Regions from separate parts of the Homo sapiens genome. Here region 1 is linked to region 2. A link is a loop called in an ENCODE intact Hi-C map of the cell type or tissue named here. Cell type or tissue: Caco-2. All regions are shown on one strand. Links, peaks and the distances in the headings refer to the core of each region. The heading gives the core; the rest is flanking DNA.

Region 1 (10,317 bases), core at 1,449-9,448, 76 kb after region 2:
GGTCCTTAAGAGTGTGGGGCCACTGCAGCAAGAGGCCAGGCAGAGGGCAGCTGTCTGCTGTGCTGCCCATGCACCCTGCCCGGCACACCTGAGCAACCTGTCCGTCAGCCTCTCGAAGCCCACCAAAGGCAACCTGTGGACTGTGGGTGGTGTGTCACCTCTGTGCTGGGGGTGCCACACAGACCACTCTGCCAAGTCCTTGGAAGTGGGGCTTGTTGTCTTCCTCAAGATGGGGAAACTGAGGCTTAATAAGAGAATTCTAAAGTGACACTAGTAAGGACCAGGGGCAGAATCGATCCAGGTCTACATCACTGAAGTTTTTCCACTATGACAAGAAACTCATCTGTTTATCTTCCCTGACTGAGAGAGGAAACTGAGGCCAGGCCTGCCCTCAACAGTTCACACAGAATGAGATGAATCCCAGGCTTGTCTTGCAGGTGCAAGGTCATACTATTTATAGTGACCTGCAGTAACTGAGACTTCAGGACATCTCTGGCTGTCTGCAGATTTTGTAATAGATGTTATTATTATTTTTTTAAATTTTGGAGTTGACCCACAAGCAGTCCTCAGAAAGTGAAGGTTGGAGCATCATTTGCTAACATGCAAGGATCTCATGGCCCGGCATGAGAGTTCTCACCAAGTCCTGTGGTCTCGTGAAGCAATGGAGGGTGGCTCATGCCTGACACCTGGGCTCAAACGATGGCTCTCTGGGCCATCAGAACCTCGCTGCTGTCCTCAATGTGCCCTGCGCCTGGTTAGCAACTGGTTATCCATACCCTCAATGTTTGACTTTAGAATTTAAACATATACATATACACATGTATGTATTTATGTATGTATATGTACATATATGTATACACATAAAACATATATATAAAACATACACATAAATATATGTATACACATATATTTAAATTGTAAAGTATATGTGTGTATATATGTATATCTAAAATATGTATGTATATGTTTAAATTCTAAAGTATATACGTGTGTATATGTATATATACCTATCTGTATTCCTGTATTCTATAAGACTATTATAGATAGATAGCTTTTCCTTGGAAAAGATTTTTTCCACTTTCAAACTGGAGTCAACTTTATGTAAGGCGACCCCTCACTTCAAGTCCTCCCTTTTGGGCCTATTTAATGCTGGGCGTACCCCCCTGAGGACCTGAAGGTGGTTAGCAGTTGAGTCTGGGAAAGAACTTCCAAGCTAGTGAGGGCAGGAGTGCTTTGTAGCTTTAGGTGAAAATAAATGCATTCCCTCAACATATATATATATATATATATATATATATATATACACACACATATATATATGTATATGTATATGTATATATATATACATATACATACATACATACATACACACACACACACACACACACAAACACACACACACACACAAAGGGCTGTAGGTGTCAGCAATATCAGTTTAATAACCTTTTTTTTTTAAAGAACACCCAAACAGTGGTGAGCTGTAAAAGCTACCATCACATCTTCATATCTCTGAGGATGCCAGCAGGCCTTGCTTCCCACCTGTGTCTCCCTAGGGCCAATGAATTATAAAGAGTTGTTCTCTGACAGCCAAGAACTACTTCTGCAATTCTAGAAACCTTTCCAGGAGCCATTTATTTCCCCTGGCATTCCACTCAGTCCCAGATGATTTAAAACCTAGAAACTAGCTAGTAAATAAACGTCTTCCTCTTATAGTACTTGTGAGTCATTACCCTGTTCCTTGTGAGCACCTTATCATTTTAACATGAGAAATGCTATTTTAAGTAGACTATCATAGAGCTGAACTGAATACTTACAACCCATAAAATATCACTGTGCAATATGACTTTACAAAGATAAAACTCAATTGGGAAAACTGATCAATCAAGTGGGGGATCTATGAGGATGAGGATGCTATGCGGACCTTGGTCACAAAAATTCTCATCCCACAAGGCATCCTAACAGAAGATCCACTCATTAGGAAAAATTTCCACGGCTGGCCGAAGCATGGAACACCAGAGCAGTGAGCTCCAGCTGGAATATGCTGGGGTGGACAAGGCTTTCCCCATTGCTGTCCCCATGCAGGGGTGAAGGCAGGGAGGAGAACCTAGAATGGAGCTCCTCCCAGGACCTGGCCACACCCCTGTGGGAAGGAGGCAGCTAGGAAGAGATGAGCTGAGGGCAAGAGCAACAGTGGAGGAGAGAGGGGTTGGAGGGGACTTGGGTGAGGGCGCCAGGGACACTCAGGTTCAGAAAGGGCTGTGAACCACTTCCCCTCACCCCCACCCGAGCCACCCTCAAGCAACCTGTAGGGTCACTGGCAAGAGGCAGCCGTGAGAGACTAGAAGGGGAGTATTTACGGGTTGGTCTTGCTAAGAATGAAGAAAGCGCTCCCTTCAGGGATGGGGGCAATTTTTTCCTTCATGTTCAACTCCGAGATCCTTCGAGGACGGGGTCCGGCAGGAACCTCAGGTTCATCCTCCTCCTCTTCCTCTTCCTCTTCCCCTACTTTAAATGAAATACTTTTTTTATAGGCATGAAATAAAGACTACATATGGGTTTGAATTATTCTTAATTTCACATGCAAATTTGGCTTAAACTTTAACAACATCTACCTGCTTACATGAATCAAAACCCTCCTGCTCCTTCAGAACATGGACTGAGTGTGTGTTGCAGGGGTGGGGGGTGCTGAGAAGTGTCCCCGTCTGGTGAGCATGTTTAGTTTGCGGGAATGATGAGATTCCCACCAGCGTAAGATCTGACCACAGATGAAAGGTGGCAGTGCTGAGATTCTCACTGCCAACCTCCCAACACCTGGCTGTTTCCCCAGTAACCTCCTCGCTCAGACTAGCCTGAGAAACTGTGTGGGACTTTCAGTCTCAATCAGCTCCTAGGCTCCCAACTCCACAGTCCCACCCACATCAGCCAATAAATGTGCCAGTCAAATATAAAAGTGTCAGGTGAGCGCTAACACCGGGGGGCCTCCTGGACCAGTCTCCCAGCAGAAGCTGGGACTGCCCTGACCCACCTGCACTTTCCCTCCCCATCACCTGGAATTTGAGTGACACATTCTGCCTGTGACCATGGGAAAAAGGCGAGCTAACTGGTCCCACGGCCTTGGTGGCCTCAGCAGCTCATGTGCACGCTGCTGGGCTGGCTGGCCGCAGACTCGGCAGGTGGTCACAGAGCAGTAGCAAAGACACACAGCAAAGCCAGCGTCTCCGGCCTCCGCCACCATACCTGGCACATCGCAAGGCGGATAGGGGTCCTTGTCTTCATCCTCTTCTCTATAGTCATCAATTGTAACCTAGGATGACAAAGACATCTTGGGAGGAGGGGAGACTGACTTAAAATCACTTCAGAGAGGAAAAGTCACCCTGGTGGTCCAGCATAGGGCATGGATTCCTCCCCAAAGCTGCATCTGTATTTGAGTGTGCAGGGACAGGCAGATGTCCCCAGATGGTGATTCTGCTTCAGACAGAAGGCCTGAGGGCAGGTGAGAAGAAGGCTGAACCCTGACCCAGTCGTGGTTAGCCAGCACCATTCAGGGCTCTGTCCTTGCCCTGTGCCAGCACATTCACTCATACCATGTGATAATGCATCTCATACTCCTGTCTTCCTGCCAGACTGTGAGCCCCATGAAGGCAGGGACCTGTCTTCTTCATTCCTGAATCCTCAGTGTCTGATACATGATAGCCACTCAGTAAGCATTTATCAACTCGATGAACAGAGAAAGAACAAAACAACCAGGGCTGTCATAAATGGGATTCAGTTTTACAGTATAGCCCTGAGGCCACCTGATCCTGGGATTACCTCTGGAAACAGACATCTATTAAAAATCCGCGATTTTCATACCCACTCAGAAGATGCTAACGTGATCCTGACCACGGGTCAGGGCTGATTGCACAATTCCAATAAAGAAAACATAAGTGGTCAAACTAGTCAATTCTTTATCATATTGGTTTTCTGGTGAAATATCAGTAAACACAACTAACTGCCTAAATTCAACCAGAATCCCCCCTGGGAAGCCAGGGTCTATATGGTGTGCCATATTCTTCACACCAAAATATTACAAGAATGATACACAAGACACTTCCACAGTGTAAATGGTACATGTATGGAGATCAACAGGATCATTTTGAAACAAAAAGGGGAGAAGCATCTTAGAATACATACCTTGTTGTCACTGTTGGCTATCTGGTTGACTTCTGGTTTGTTGTTCTTTTTATTTTCTAGGCTCTCTTTTCTAAAGAGAAGAGAAAAGAGCACAAGAAACCAAATAACCATGTTACTCTGTATAAAAATGCTAATCAGGATTCTGAATCAATAATGCTCCAATGAAGGACAGAATTTAATTAGAAACAACACTAACCACAAGAGCCTAGCACAACCCAAACTCAGAGCTTCCTGGTAATCTCAATGCGATGGATTCATTACACAGACCATCTTATTAAAATTCTCATCTGAGAGCTAATCAGCATTGAATGCATCATTTATTTTATGACACCAAAATTAACTGCAGTGATTCTTTAAGCATGGGGACACGTGACTCCCACTCTCAGCCCCGAGGGATGACAGCCAAGAGCCTGGCTTCTGCCCAAGATTCCATCCGTTTTGGTCTGCAGTGCATGGTCAACCATGATCCACAAAGCAGCAACCCGGGGGCTGCAGCTGCCGTGATGCGGGGGTAAGCCTGGCAGGCTGCAACTGTTGCAGGGCTCCCAACACAGCCCCTGGACAAACACGTCAGGGGAAAATAGGGTTACCTGGCAATCTTTTTCCTCTCCTTTTCTTCCGCTTCTTCTTTCTGAGCAGTGTTCAGACTTTCAGCATCAGCCAAATTGTCTACAGCGATGGCCAAGAAGACATTCAGTAGAATATCTAATTTCAACTTTTTAAGGGCACAACACACTACTAAATGCAACTACGTGCGGCCAACAATGGCAACGCCACACACCTCTGCATCCCGGGAAGCTGGTAGTAAGTGACCGTCCCAAGTGTTATACTCACACAGCAAAACTAGAGTACCAGAGCCCTGCTTTTCAAACAAAACAAAACAAAACAAAACAAAACAAAAGTAAAAACCTGTAAAAGGACAGTCTACAGAAGTAAAATTAAGATTCACTAAAACCCATGAAAACCCACTAATTTCAACCTTTCTCTGTGTGTGTGTGTGTCCAAACATCTACGTATCTATAGCTATGTTATACATTTTATAAAACAATCTATAACATAAACATGGTATAATTAAAAAGTAGTTTGGGTTTTTTTTTTAAACACATACTACAACTACAACATATATATTCAGGGGAGTGCTTTCCAAAACAGACCACTTCAAAGGTTGCAAGTTATTCAAATGATGATGCCCTTGCACAAGACAGTATGAGACTTTCTCCTTTGAAATAACCTTCAGAGTCTACAGATAACTCATTCATTCCTTCACTCCACAAACACTGACTGACTATAATGTGTCTGACTTACTGCCACCTGGTGCTGGACTGTTGTGAATAGTCTCACTGCAGCTCGATCTTTGATCACTGTACCTGAACTTGATTTTTGCCCTCTCCAGCCCAGGACAAATTGCTTCCCGAGGCTCATTGCAGTTCCAGTTAAAAAACACAATAAAAGGTTAGGTGACTGAACAAATTATCATATTTTTTCACTCTTACTCTAATGTTGTATACATGGCTTTCTTGAATGTTTTTGTTTTTAACAAGTATTCTGAACAAGACTCCTAAATCAGAAGATGCCTGTTTCTTACCCACTAGCAGTGAAGCATGTTTTTGAGAAGCACAGGGATGAGAGGGCAATAAGTGAGAAGGCCCCCTTCTGTGACAAATGCTTCTCTCTGCCTGATGCCCGGCCATCTGCAGGCAAAACTGCAGGAGCCCAGAGACCCCGAGACAGGAGCAGCATAGCACTGTCCCATACGCCCTGTGCAATTTGTTGTCTTGGATGGGTTGCTGAACACGTAAACCAACATAACCTAACAAGGAACAGATGATGAAATCTCTGTGAGGGAATAGCACGCCTGACTAATCTATTCAAGGTTTTAAAGAGGAGAGAAACGTAAGTGAATTACATTAAGACTCAAAAAGCCTTTGACATGCTGGCCTATTTTTTAACTGGAGCTGCAATGAGCCTCAGGAAGCAATTAGTCCTGGGCTGGAGATGGCTTGGTAACATGAGCATTCCTCTGCTAGGCCTGGGGTAATGGTAACTCGGACAGGGGCTAGTGATGAGACTAGCTGTACTGAGTATTCCCTCCATGATCTCAGTGAAGAAACAATAATCTCTCTAGTCTTGCCATGACACTCAACTCCTTTGGGTAGTGGAAAGCAAATCCAGAGTGATGAGCCACAGGAAGATCTTACAAGCTTGTAACAACTTTCCAGAGCAAAATCCATCATCTGTATTGAGAGGCATTACTCAGACCCTCCTAAAGAGTGGCATGCTCTGGAATTCATCCAGAAAGATCTACCAAGTACCTCCAATGTGTCAGGCACTGTTGTGGGTGCTGAGGGCACAGGAAGAAACACCACACACTGGAATGTCTACTCTAGTTGGGGAAGACAGAGCATAAGCAGCTCCCTAAGCACCTCTGATACAGTGGCATGTGCTATAAAGAAAACAACATGCAACCACAGACAAGCACCAGGGAATACTTCTCTGCAGATTCAAGTCCAGGATGTTGCTGTGGCCTAAAGAGTCAACCATAGGACAGCAGAAAAAGAAAATAATGACCTTTCATTTACCAAGGGCCAACTATGTGCAAGATCCCGTACTCTATTGAGAGATGTGAATACAAAAAGATTCCTGACTCAAGAAGCTTATCCATCTAGTTAGGGAGATGGAGGAATGCCCACTCAAAATTCCAGTAGACAGGCCGGGCGCAGTGGCTCACACCTGTAATCCCAGCACTTTGGGAGGCCAAGGCGGGCGGATCACCTGAGGTCAGGAGTTTTAGACCGGCCTGGTTAACATGGAGAAACCCCATCTCTACTAAAAATGCAAAAATTAGCTGGGCATGGTGGTGCACACATGTAATCCCAGCTACTCAGGAGGCTGAGGCAGGAGAATCACTTGAACCCAGGAGGCGGAGGTTGCAGTGAGCCGAGATTGCACCACTGCACTCCATCCAGCCTGCGTGACAGAGTGAGACTCCTTCTATAAAATAATAATAATAAATAAATAAAAATCCAGTAGACAGAAGAACCTACAGGCAGTAAGAGACGTGGATAAAATCTGAGGGGGAGCTCAGAGGTAGAAGAACCTTCTCTGGGTGGGAGACAGGGCAGGGGTGGCTCTTGTGGAGGGGGCCTTAGAGCCGAGTCAAGGGACTACAAGGATGTATATGTGTTGAGATGGGGTTTTTATAAAATACCTTATAGCACAAAGCATTGTCCTTGTAGAAAAGGGGGCAGGTTTGCACTGAGGTTACCACACTGAAGAAAATTTATCAGTGAGCCAGACAAGATAAAGAAGAAAACACCTACAGAGATCTGGGCCACCTTAGAAGCAGAATCCAGATTAGGACCTTTTAAAATGGAAGGGTGAAAACCCAGATGTAGTATCATGAGTGTGTACGTCGTTCATGCATCAAACATTCATTAAAGGCCTCTGTGTACCAGGTCTGGTGCTAGGCATGGAGGACCTGGAGATAAAACACCGAGAACCAAAGGCTATAGGATCAGGAAGGGTCTGAATGAGGTAAATACAGATCTAAGGGCCAATTCCAGAAGTCTAGGATTAGAGGGTGCCTCTCGACAGGGAAAAGGGGTAAAGTAAGGCAGAGAGAAGTTATGCAGCATGATTTAGCAGCTAGCCAATGGACACTTGATCCGCAAAGATGGACAGATCAGCAAAGTGAAATTAGCCCAGGGGAGCACAGATCAGTCCACAAAGATGGCTCTCATCAGTCACGAAGGGTCTTAGGAAGTCACAGATGGACGCCTAAGCTCCCAATAATGATAACATAAAGAACCACCTGGCCTTGCGCTCAGCCATCCCTCGGGACCTGTACAGGAGACATGATGCCAAACTGAGTGACCTCTGGGACCAGTATGTGTGCTGTCTCACGCTCCTTCCCTGGGCTTGCTTCTCTTAGCCAGAGCGCATCCCTCAAAGCCTCTCTGGAATTCTGCTTACAGGACGCTGTCCCCCAGCAGCATGGAAGAAAAGCAGATATTGAGCTAATAAGGTAAAGGCATTTACCTCCCTGCCACAACTACTACCACCACCATCACCACAGAGAAATGCAGAGGAAGAAAAACAAAACCAGATAACGACGGCAACAACAAAGCCTGGTCGGCTTGAAGGATACAGTTACCACAAATGAAGAGGATGATGAAGTAGATGCAGACGATCATTCCTGAAGAGGATGGGCCCCCGTAAGCCATGATGCCATCGTACATCACAGCATTCCAGTCTTCGCCTGTCAGGATCTGAGAAGCCAAACTGGTATCAGCCAGCAGGTGGATTCACAAATTGCAGCCGCTCTCTTAGAGCCCCTCGGTGGCTGCCTAGATCTGGTTTAAGCTGCCTTTCACAGTCCAGTTTGCACTGAACAAATCCATCTGTTATCCCATGGAATTTCTAAAACACTGTTTTTTAATTACACAAATAGATAATTCTTTGAGTGAAAAAAAATAACCTTATTATTAAGACTTAAGTGTTTGTTTGTTTTTGAGATGGAGTCTCGCTCTATTGCCAGGCTGGAGTGCAGTGGCTTGATCTCAGCTCACTGCAACCTCCACCTCCCCGGTTCAAGCAACTCTCCTGCCTCAGCCTTTCAAGTAGCTGGGATTACAGGTGACCACCACCACACTCGGCTAATTTTTATATTTTTAGTAGAGAGAGTGTTACAGCAGTTGGCCAGGCTGGTCTCGAACTCCTGACCTCAAGTGTTCCGCCCACTTCAGCCTCCCAAAGTGCTGGGATTACAGGCATGAGCCACCTCACCCAGCCAAGATTTATGTGCTTTTTGATTACACCCCAGCCCAGTTTTAGTCCCTTCCCCAGAAAGCATGCTCTTTCTGTGTCTCTCTGGAACCTTCAACTACAGATTTAAACACGTTTACACACAAAGAAAACAAGCACTAGGTGTCTTCTCTGAGTTTTCAGACATAAAGGATATCATGCTATGCAAAGTTTTCTGCAACTGGCTTGTTTTTTCATTCAACAACATACTCTGGAGACCCTCTGTGTCAGAAGGTGCATCTCATTCTTTTAACTGCTGCATAGCATTCCACATAGTCCATCAACTGTGGAAATGGATAATTATACCTATGAAATTACAAAAGCAGGAAATTCTAAATGTCTCATGTAAATTTACAAAACTACCTCAAGAGTAGATATCACCAATGACCTGAAATTTAATCTTCTCTACTGATCATACTTGATAATTCAATCCATGATGAAATAGAATCAGATGAATAAGAACAGTAATGAAAAAAATGCTATCTTCCGACGACAGACAGAGCTCCTTTATCTTCAATCTGAACTAGATATTTTTAAAATTTAAACTGTTATGGATCACAACCAAACAAAAATGGGCAAATGATTTGAAAAGATAAAGTAATTCACAGAAAAGGCACTACTGATGGCTCTGAGTCATAGGAAAAGACGTTCAACCTCACTCCTGATAAGAACAGTATCTTTTAAAAGTACAATGAAATGCCATTTTCACCTAACTGATGGGCATCCCAAAGCATGCTCTCCACTGAGGGGAGAGGCAGTGAGGCAATGGGCAGTGTGAAGACAATGAGCTAATACAACCATAAGGAGAGCACTTGGGCACGTGTGTCAACATTTAAAATGGACACACCCTCTAAAGCAGCAATTCCATCTCTGGGAGTTTATCCCACAGATCTACAGCCAACACATGTGCCCTCTGATGCGTGTTCAGGGTCACCTACTGGAGCCCTGTGTATGTGGGCTAAGACCAGACAGAACTCAATGCTTGTCAGCAAGGGACTGGTCATATGAACAACGGCACATCTACCACCGCATGGACGCAGCGTTTCAAAGGAGGGGCAGCCTTTTATGGACCAAGCAGGAAGGCTCTTGAGGACACTCAAAGTGATAAAAGCAAGATGCAAAACAGCACGTACAGTGAGCTCCTGTCTGTGGAAAGTCTCCTATAGGTAGCTTAACTGAGTTGTAGCTATCAGAAAATGCAGATCTAAGAATTCACAAGAAACTGTTTAATGGTGGTTGCTTCCTAGAAGAGGAAATTTGTGGCTGGCTGGGAGAATTATTATTCATTTGTAACATTAGAATTTTGTGCCATATGCATGCATTACCAAAAAAAAAAAAAGA
Region 2 (10,317 bases), core at 1,120-9,119:
TACAGAAAAGAGGGATGGATGGCATGGGGGTGTTATAAGGCTTTGCAGGGCAGGGGGACGACAGAAAAATCAACTCCAGTGCTAACTTAACTGCACCGTGTGCTTTGGGGATGCAGCTCAATCATGTTTTCTAGACCTCATACATAATAACTAGTGTAAATGGCTTTGAAAATGTCCTGGAGCTAAAAAACTACACATGGCCCAACAAGAGTGAAACCCACTGGGGAAAGACATTTAGTATAAACTAGAAACATATGCCGGAACAGCACCCATAATGCCAGCACAGCTCATTTATGAGAATTGACGGTGGTGACCAGTTTTTGTTTTTTTTTTTTTTTTTTTTTTTTTTTTGAGACAAGAGTCTCGCTCTGTGGCCCAGGCTGGAGTGCAGTGGTGTGATCTCGGCTCACTGCAGCCTCCACCTCCCGGGTTCAAGCAGTTCTCCTGCTGCAGCCTCCTGAGTAGCTGGGATTACAGGCATACACCACCACGCCCGGCTAATTTTTGTATTTTTAGTAGAGACGGGGTTTCACCATGTTGGCAAGGCTGGTCTTTGAGCCGCTGACCTCAGGTGATCCACCCGCCTCGGCCTCCCAAAGTGCTGAGATTACAGACGTAAGCCACTGCAGCCAGTGGTGGTGACCAGTTTTTACTCATGCTTCAGGTACATTCCTGCTGCTCAGAAGTGTCTGATTGAGGCAGCCTAGCTCACAGCCTGGCCGCCCTCCCACCACTGCCCTTCCTGCTGTTACAGTTGCACCTCTGCTGCTCCTGGTGCTTCCTGCCCACCACGGCCAAGAACCGTACTCACTGCCTCCACCAAGCTGTCCGCACTCCTCTGCTTGTCGCTGTTTTTGTTCCGGAAGCTGCTGGGGACAGTCAGGCTGGCTGGTGTGAAAGTCCGGTAGGAGATGTCGGGCTCGTCTGTGTACCAGGAGCTGCGGTGCAGGGACGGCAGGCTGCCGTTCACCTGGTCCAGGGCCTCTGACTGCTCCACTTGGATCAGGGGGGTGTAGCACGGTGTCCAGTCCCGGTAGGGAGGGGTTGCTGGAGGGGTGGCCCACGACCGGGTCGAGTGACTCGGTGAGTACTTCTGGGCTTTACTTGAATCTAGGCCGGCAACTGCCATGATCTGAGGAAAGAGGGGACTGTTGGGAGACCAGAGGTTCTCAGAGGTCCGGGCCTCAAACCTTCTGCGCACAGACCAAGCACCGGCGCTGCGCTCGCCAGGGGCAGTCCAGGCAAGGACTTGGAAAGGACATGGGCACACTGAAGTACGCTGAATGAATGGGCGGTGATGACTTTGTTTTCTAGCAGACTGTGCTTTCTTTTACCCCGAATCCATAATGCATTTCCTTTGGCTTTTCCCAAGGAGGTATCAGTTGCTAATTCATGAAATTGCTTCAGAATGAAGAATCAGGGAAGCCCAACAAGCTGTGGGTGTGAACACACCACCCAGTTCATGCTGGGTTTAAATACCGAAGTACATTCAGGGGAAACTACCACTTCCCAGCACTTATAGGAAAACAGCTGGTTCTCTTTGCTCTGGAGTAATGCATCCTAGAGCCGGCATTTGGCATGTGCTAAAGCACTGGGTACAAGCCCCGGTCTTACAATCCCACCACGGCAGATGCACCTTGGGGTTCACACTCTGCAGAGAGGGACGGGGAACGCTGTCTGTAAACAGCACAGGTCCATGCCCACCACCCTGTCGTGCACGAATGAATGGCATCTCTGATGTGATATTTTCAGAAAGAAAAAGCGCCATATTGTTATCCTTGAGGGAAAGCCCTAGTGAGTGGGCTCCGGCCCCACCCTCTTGCCTGTGCAGCCGCCCTCAACGTGGGCAAACTGTTCTCCCCAGACTGCTCCCTTTGTAGGCAGGGGAGGTTAACCCTGCATAGTACCCACAGGGCCCTGCCCATGGAGGGACCCATAAACTTAATGAAGGAACCACTTCTTAGAGAAAATGAAGGGCTGCACCGCTTGTTCAGAATCAGCCAAGTGGCCCCCACTCCCTGAGCTCAGATCACATCAGGCTCTGTATTCAATGCCAGGAAGAGGTGGTGGGGATCGCAGGGAGGCACCTGGGCAGTGAGGCCAGCTTTGGCAGCTGGCTCCCTGGATTCAAATGCCAGCAGTCACTTGTGTGAGCTTGGGCAGCATGGGACTCATGGCCATAGCTATTTGACAGGATTGTTACAAAGATTAACTAGACTGTAGGTGAAGATTCTCTCCTTCCCTCCTGGTGCTTAAGGCCAAGGAGAAGGGAGTGACCTGATGGGGGTCCTATGTGGGGTGCCCCTAGGTGTGGGGGCAAGGCCAGGTGGGCCGCTCACCTGTTGCTGCATTAGATGCAGAGGCAGGGCCGTGCGATGGGGGAAGATGGGAGACGACGGGACCTCTTCCTGGCTGCTCTGCCGGCGCAGGCACTCAAAGTTGAAGGAGGATCTCCGGTGGGCTGGGAAAGCAAAGGGCATCACACAGCTGTGAAGCAAGTTCTCTGCCGGGACACCGTCTTTCAGAGTCAGGGTGGCCCCGGATGCTCAGCAACGAGCCCAGGAAGAAGCATGCGGTTTGTCCAAGAGAAAGATTAGGTAGTGAGGTCTCCAAACTTTAGTAGGAGAGGATGAAGGCAGAAGCCCCAGTGAGGGATGTTTTTTAAAGTACAAACTTACTACTTTTTTTTTTTTTTTGAGATGGAGTCTGGCTCTGTCGCCCAGGCTGGAGTGCAGTGGCGCAATCTCAGCTCACTGCAAGCTCCACCTCCCGGGTTCACGCCATTCTCCTGCCTCAGCCTCCCGAGTAGCTGGGACTACAGGCGCCCGCCACCACGCCCGGCTACTATTTTGTATTTTCAGTAGAGACAGGGTTTCACCGTGTTAGCCAGGATGGTCTCGATCTCCTGACCTCGTGATCCACCCGCCTCAGCCTCCCAAAGAGAACTTACTACTTTTAAACGTTCGCCTGTTCTCAGGAGGAGGAGTGAAGGCAGCCCATAGGGCAACTGATCCGAGTCAGAAGCCCTGGCGCTGCATACTGTGGGGAGCGCACAGCACTTCAGTGCAAGAACACAAGTCCTGCCAGAACCCCACGACACTTCCCACTGTCACCTTCCAGATACCCTAAGTGTCCCCAGCAGCTGACATATCTTGCTGGGGCTCCTGTGTTTACACCTGTTTTAAAGGGAGGGACTTTACCTGCACTGATCAGCTTGACCAGGTAATAAGCAAATTATTTTTGTTGGGAAAGATTCAGCTTCTCTAGCACTGAATACAAACAAAGGACACCTCTAATTTTAAGAAAATGCTTGTCCTGCTAACAGCTCTTCCAACAGAGGCTCACACAGAGGTTAACAAGACAATCCACAGCTCCCAGCTTCACAGGGCACCAGGCCCGGGAGATCAGTCTGAATTCTGGGGCCCTAAGACACAGCCAGCAGCCTCCTCCCAGAAACCTCCTACCCCTTGCAGGGGCCTCTGTCGAGAGCACACCTATCGTTTACAAGGCATTTCTATGGCTCCTATCTTGACCGCTGCTTTTCTCGGATCACAGGGCCTCCTTTCTCAGCCCTGGCAAAACTCCACATGCCCCTCATTCCGCTATTGGAAAGCCCAGGGCCTAGCCAGGGGAGGACTCCCAGGCACACTGGGGCTGCACACAAGAGACCGGGCTGAGTCCTTGGCTAGGCACTGCCCAGCAGAGAGGAACGAGACAGCCAGTCCTGGTCTCTCGTGCCCAGTGCGCACTGTGGGGCCTCCTGGTTCAGTTGCCTACATGGGACACACACGGCTGCCTCATCAGAAAGCCTTCCCTCCACGCACCACCCAGGGGCCAACTGTGCTGTGGAGCATAGGTTTCCAGATCGAATGGCCGGGCTGGGGGCTGGGAAAGGAGAGCAGCGGTCCCTCTCCTGTATGTGGTGCTTTTCCATTTCTAAAATGCTCCAGGGATCCCCACCATCTCATGTGCTCTGCACAACACTCTCTGGAGGAGGAGGGAATCCCCCTGCAGCTGAGAACACAGGTGGAGGAGGGAAATGTTCTTCCTGTCCAAGGTCTGAGCTGCGGGGCAGCAAAGCAAAACCACCTTATGAATCAAGAGCACAGCCACTCCTGCCCACTCAGCTCCTCTCTGGCACTGTGGCTGGTGGGATTCATGTGCTTGCTTGCTTGGCCAAGTAGGCAGTAGACAAAGGCCGAGGCCCGAGGAAGGCAGTGGAACTCACAAGGGCGAGGGCCATCACCCGGCCTCACCTGCATCTGCTTCATCTAGTATTTATGGGAAAGGAGTGACTTCATTTAGCTGCATGTGTTCAGGGCTGAGGAATTAAATATTAACCATGGAAATGGGTCTGGTCACACTCCCCAGTGGGGCTGTGACAGTTGGAGTGAGGCAGAGGGCCCTGGGCACCTCCCAGTGGTGCTCTTTATAGTATATGCAGTTGGCAGACTCAGAAGCCGATGTGTCACGGCTATTTTTGGTTACTGATTAGAGTCCTGTTCAAAAATATGCTTCATTCCTCAGAAATTCCAGAAATGGATAGTCCTTAACCATCAGCAAAATGCCCACATGTCCAAAATGAAACTGTTCAGCCAAGGGCTGGAAGGGGCCAGGGCTGCACCTCTTCCCCCAGCTGGAGTTCCTTGCTCAGGATGACCCAGATCCGCCAGCTCCTGCCACCCACCGCTGCAGAGGGAAAGCAGGTGGAAGCAGCCAGCCCCAGCCCCAGCCCCTCTAGGTGGGATGGGTTTCCTGGCCCCAGAGTGAAGGGGACCAACAAGTCCAGAACCTGCCCCGTGAGCAGAGGGCACTGACAGACTTGACAGGAAGATGAGGGAGAAGCAGAGAAAGTGAGGGAGGAGGAGGGAAGGCAAGGGAGAGGAAGGGGGAGGAGGGAAGATGAGGGAGGAGGGAGGAGGGAGGAGGAGGGAGGAGAGGGGGAGGGAAAAGAAGGAGGAGGAGGGTAGATGAGGGAGGAGGAAGATAAAGGAAGATGCTAGAAGACGAAGGAGGAGGAAGATGAGGGAAGATGAGAGAAAATGAGGGAGGAGGAGGAGGGAACATGAGGGAGGAGGAGGAGGGAACATGAGGGAGGAGGAGGGAAGATGAGGGAGGAACGGAGGAGGAGGGAAGATGAGGGAGGGAGGAGGAGGGAAGATGAGGGAGGAGGAGGAGGGAAGATGAGGGAGCAGGAGAAGATGAGGGAGGAGGAGAAGATGCGGGAGGAGGAGGAGGAGGGAAGATGAGGGAGGAGGAGGAAAGATGGAGGAGGAGGGAAGATGGAGGAGGAGGAGGGAAGATAGAGGAGGAGGAGGGAAGATGAGGGAGGAAGAGGGAAGATGAGGGAGGAGGAGGGAAGATGAGGGAGGAGGAGGGAAGATGGAGGAGGAGGAGGGAAGATGAGGGAGGGAGGAGGAGCAGAGATGAGGGAGGAGGATAAGGCTTGGAGGGGCCTGAGGACAGATGGACACCAGAATGCCCAGGTGGCCCTCAGAGGCATGGGGTTTTGCAAGACAGGCCTGCGGCACAGCCAGCTCTGCACTTGAGCCCACTCTTCCCCTTTGGGGGCTCAGTCACCCCATCACAGAGTGCAGCAGGGCTGACAACAGCAAAAGCATGTGTGTGGTTTGCCTCCCTCTCAGGATGGTCCCAGGTTCAAAGACAATGCTATGTATGCAAAACACCCCTTACCAGATGTGTGCGTGCAATCTTAGGGCCCCACAGCCTCTCTCTTCTCAAAGAGAGTCAAGCATAGCACTGAAGAGGCTAGAGCTCTATCACGTGAGATATGGATGAGAAAGGAAGGAAAGCAGACACACTCTCTGGCTGGGGGCTGGTCTTGAGGACTAAGGATCCTGACCTGGCAGCACACATCCATCACCGGCCCCCAGAGCGGGGGTTGGGGGAGAGGTACACTGTTCCCCGGGAGGTTCCACCCAAAACAAAAAATCTGGCCTCACATGCTGGGGTGGGAGGTAGTAGGCGTCTCCTTGGAGATCTCCGTGAATCATAGCAAACGGGCGAGTCATCGTCCTCCAAGAATCCTTGGGGATGATGGTAGCCTCGGGGCCTCTCAGAGTCGATGTTTCTGCCTGGGTATCTGCTGTAGTAGCCATAGTTTTGCCTGGAGGTCAGAGAGGAGGGCAGTAAGGTTCTAGGTAACAAGCTCTGTCACTCAACCCTGCCAGACTGACATCCATACTCCTCTCCCCGCCTCCTCCCTTGGACACAGTAGGATTGGCTGAGAACAAGGCTGGCCTCAGTTTCATGGAAGATTCCAGATGGAGACCAAGGGCCATTACAGGACTGGAGGCCTGTGCTGAGGGATGTGCTGGCAGTTTTGATCCCTCAGCTCCAGGGCAAATGTGGATCGCAGATGTCCTGTGAGCCAGGCTCTCACCCACTCATTTCCTCCGTGAGAGCCCCTCTCCTGAGTGCCTTCCCTCTGCCAGGTGCTGGGCACCAAGGACACCAAGATGCATGAAGCATGAGCCCCACCCTCAATGGGCTTAGAAAATGCCATGAGCACACAGAAATCAAATGCGAGCTGGAAAGGGCCAGTGCTGGAAGAGAGGAACTCATGCGGTTCGTGAGGTTTTCTTTTCTGGGGGTTGGGGGAGGGATTTCAATTCCAGTCATGGAAATAAAAAGCAAGGCCCTAGAGCAGGCCCTCGACAGGGGGGATGAGGCCAGCAGACGGAGTGAGGGCATCCAAGCAGGGGCCACAGTGTGAGCAAAAGCCCTAGAGAAGGGAACACGAGTTCATCTGGCTCAGAGTCAGTGGTTTCAGAAGTCAGGCATTTGAGAGAGGCACGGGGAAGGGCTGCGGGAGCAGAGGGTGAGGGTCAGGCTGTGGCTCAGATGCCAGAAGCCACCTCACTGCCATTCCACTTCCACTTCACTGGGCCCCTGGTCACAGTGAGGTGCGGTTCAGAGAAGAGGGTGGAGGGCGATTTTCATCCGCCTGTGCCGCCTGCTACGCCTCCTAAAGCAGAGTGCCCATTGTACTAACAAACATTCTTTCTGTAGGACAGAAGCAAGATGGACCCCTCTGCTGAGTGACCCCTCATTTCTTCATCTCCCCGAGAGACCCCTTGAAGTGGCAGGAGGCAGGTGCTGTGCATGAGGACCTGGCCCAGCTCCAGGCTGGCCAAGCCGCCGTCCACACAGAGCCCTGGGGCCGCCAGAGCTCCAAGTGTTAATTCAGCAAAAACTGATCTCTCCAAAGACGGGTGGTGGAAAGGCATTAACCCAGCCACGAAGCAGGCCCATCTCCCATTTCCCAAGCCTTCACTAAAAGGCCTCAGAGGCCCCTAGTGGAAATAAGGCAACAGGTCTGAAAGAATAGCCCTCACCCTGCCTCTCTGCGGCTCTCTTTCTCCAGCTCCACTCTCCCTCTGGCCTGGAGTTTCTGCTCCCATTTTGCTTTTTAGGGGAAGCCCAAGTGCAGCTGCCGGTGGCCCTGGCTTCCGGAGTGGGCCGAGCACCAGGGCAGGGCGGCCTCCCGCTCTCCACAGGAGCCAGAGCAGCTCACCTGCTCCAGGTGGGCGAGCTGTCATCCTCGTAGCATTCCTCACTACTGAAATACTCCTGCTCCCCCAAGCAGTGGGGGTCCCTGAAATAGCCATGTATCTCTGGGTCTTCCCGGCAAATAGTTGGGAGCTGTTCATCTCCTGAGTCGGACCTGCAGTTGGGAGAGAGGATCTGAGAACCTGGGCAGGCGGCAGATAATTCCTGCTGCAGCTGCACCTCTGCCTGTGGCCGGCAACCCTGCCCGGGTGCTCCTGGCTTCTCCCAGCGCGCACCTGCCTCAGGCAGCACTGGACTGTTCCGGCTTCTGGCAACAGCACCGTGTGTGTGTCTGTGTGTGTGGTGTGCCTGCGGGCCAGGATAGGGTCTCTCTCAGTGCCCTGCACAATGTTGGTGTCAAACCATTGTGTCCAGAGGCCTTGGAGCCAAAGGAATAGGTGCAATTTGGAGAACAGAACAAAAAAATGGACCTAGGGAAAAAGACCCTGGGTTCCCAGGGCATCTGCTCTGATCCCTCCCTCTCCTTCTAGTCCCCCAGCTCCAGCCCAGTGTGACTTCAGAACCTGGAACAAAGGAGCTTCCTGGCCACTGACCTCCTGCTGTATCAAATCAGGAAGGTCGAGTGAGTTCTGGATACAGTGCCACAGGGGAAACTGTCACAGAACATGTCCACCATGTTTCCAAAGGCTGCCCTGCCCCAGGAATGTGGTAAGTCTCCCTGAAACCCGGCTCATCCTGGCCTCAGTCCTCAGAGAAGGACGTGGTGATGTCAATCCTCTCTCCAAAGGAAGGATGGCACTTCCTCTGACTTCTCCACTTTCTTGCACCCAACTTGGGCCCACATGGCTCCCGACTTCACTTCATAACATGACACAGGAAGACCCATCCTCCCTTGGCCCCCAACAAAATGGGCATTCCGCCCACAATTCAACTCAGGTCAATACATGTGGAGTGGAATATACTACACATATCTTGAGGGCTACAGGGAAAATGACAAGATCCCATTCCTGACCTTCAGGAGGTTTGGGTCATGCTGCAAAGCACCCACAAGAAGCTTGACCCCAGAGAGCAGCCGGAGCTGCCAGCCACACAGGCTGAGGCCCCTGTAAATGCACAATGGATGCTCCTAGTGCCATCGCGAGGCCTGCAGGAGCCAGCCCATGGGGTGCACCTTGTGTGTGGACACCAGTCCTTGGATGGCAACAGAGTCGACAGAGATATGGATCTGAAGGTGCCTTTGCTTAGAAGCAACAACCTCTGACCTCTGAGTCCACAGCCATGAATTATGATAACCTTTAATAGGCTGGCTCAAAGAAGTGTTTCTCATTCTTCAGCACTCAGAGAGGCCAGCTGGTAACATACCATCACAGTATTTAACACAAAAACAGGTAATGAGCACATACCTAATGTAAGTTTCATAATAGCGGGTTCTATCCAGGAAAGGCATAACATGGGAAGGAGGGAGAAGATAAAAGTTAATTTCCAACCAAATTTACAATGCAAACATCAGGCTACCTCCTAGAGTAGGGGTTAGCAAATTATGATTCGCCATCCACATAGGGGCTGCCACCTGGCCTTGTATGACCCATGGGCTATGAACGGGTTTTATTGTTATAAAGGATTGAAAAACATAAAAAAGAATCTGAAGACAAAAAATATCTCATCATATGCAAATATATGAAGTTCAAATTTCAGTGACCATAGGGAAATTTTAATGGGCACAGCCACACACCCATTCACTTACATATTTCACACTGCAACGGCAGAGCTGAGAAGGTGCAAGACTGTATGGTTCTCAAAGCCTAAAATATTGACTCACTGACCCTTTAGAGAAACAATTCACCAACCCCTGTCGCACAGTATGTGAGCACAATTGAGAGGTGGATTTTGTGGCTGCTGCTGTTTTAAGGTCCCTCGGCACCCCACACAGGATGTAGGATGGCACGTGGCCCTTATCCTTTAGGTCCATCACGTGGAGAGTGTCAGAGGCAGCAGTGACCTGGGGGGCACTCACAGATCCTGACACAAATGCCTACGGGGAACCTCCTCCATGCCCCAGAGCACAGAGCACAGACCCGCCTTGCTCCTTGGGACTAGACGCAACACGGGCAGACACCACATGAGCAAGTCCAAACACATTGTCAAGGTTACCTTTTCACACTGGACCTTCTCTGAGGCTCCCGGTCATGCTTGTGGGAAGAATGATGCCCATTTTCAGACACATGCTCAAGGTTCCCAATGCTGGGCCGCTTTCCATGGGCAGCTTTGGACATATTGGCATTATTGAGATTGGCATTTGTTGAGGTGGGAACTTGCTTTCCTATGGAATTATGGTTATGATGGTTATGACACACCGAATTTCCTGCTGGAGGAAACAGCGGTTTCTCAGTATCACTTGCAGGTGGAATTGAAGGCCTTTGGACATGCAGGGGACGGTGGGTGGTATTGGTCTGCTGAAGGGAATCTCTCCTATCACTATTAACATGATTGACATGGTTTCCAAGCAGGGCACCATTTCTCTGCAAAATAATGGGAGACAACACCAGGTAATTTAACAAGTATTTGATGCAGACTAGCTATGTTAGGTAACTTTTTCTACATGAAAAACAAATTCTAGGCAAGCTCCGTAGGATCCCTGTAAAACAATCTGAGTGTCTCAATGATCAGGGTGAATGTGACTGTGTGGCAGTTGGTCCCCCCGAGATGAGGAAGGTTACCGATTTCCTGAGCTGGGGAGCAAGCTGTCGGCTGTCACTCGAGTGTGCTCTTCCAGTTGCTCCAAGT

What was found. A loop is a pair of places that touch in the nucleus more often than their neighbours do. Peaks named below come from ENCODE experiments on the same cell type or tissue, not always from the same donor. Only the 100,000 strongest peaks of a DNase experiment are listed, where the experiment ranks them.
Region 1: it touches region 2 in a loop (8-fold over the local background); 5 of 110 quality-filtered maps call a loop at or near these places.

The regions. Positions count from the first base shown.
Region 1 is chr3:53,725,003-53,735,319 of GRCh38, reverse strand. It overlaps CACNA1D (calcium voltage-gated channel subunit alpha1 D), which reads right to left. Exons shown (of 48, transcript NM_001128840.3): 15 at 8,321-8,441; 16 at 4,764-4,878; 17 at 4,174-4,243; 18 at 3,238-3,304; 19 at 2,358-2,505. Among named protein-coding and RNA genes, the nearest start is that of CHDH, 120 kb to the left of the region's middle. RefSeq lists enhancers at 2,586-3,124, 3,125-3,665. In Caco-2, for the core only: no CTCF peak of the experiment used is centred there; no DNase peak of the experiment used is centred there.
Region 2 is chr3:53,800,793-53,811,109 of GRCh38, reverse strand. CACNA1D (calcium voltage-gated channel subunit alpha1 D) reads right to left here. Exons shown (of 48, transcript NM_001128840.3): 42 at 9,685-10,052; 43 at 8,937-8,963; 44 at 7,538-7,687; 45 at 5,964-6,127; 46 at 2,340-2,461; 47 at 812-1,132. Among named protein-coding and RNA genes, the nearest start is that of CHDH, 40 kb to the left of the region's middle. RefSeq lists enhancers at 3,205-3,704, 3,705-4,206, 5,817-6,618 and a silencer at 5,551-5,600. In Caco-2, for the core only: no CTCF peak of the experiment used is centred there; a DNase peak (open chromatin) is centred at 6,059.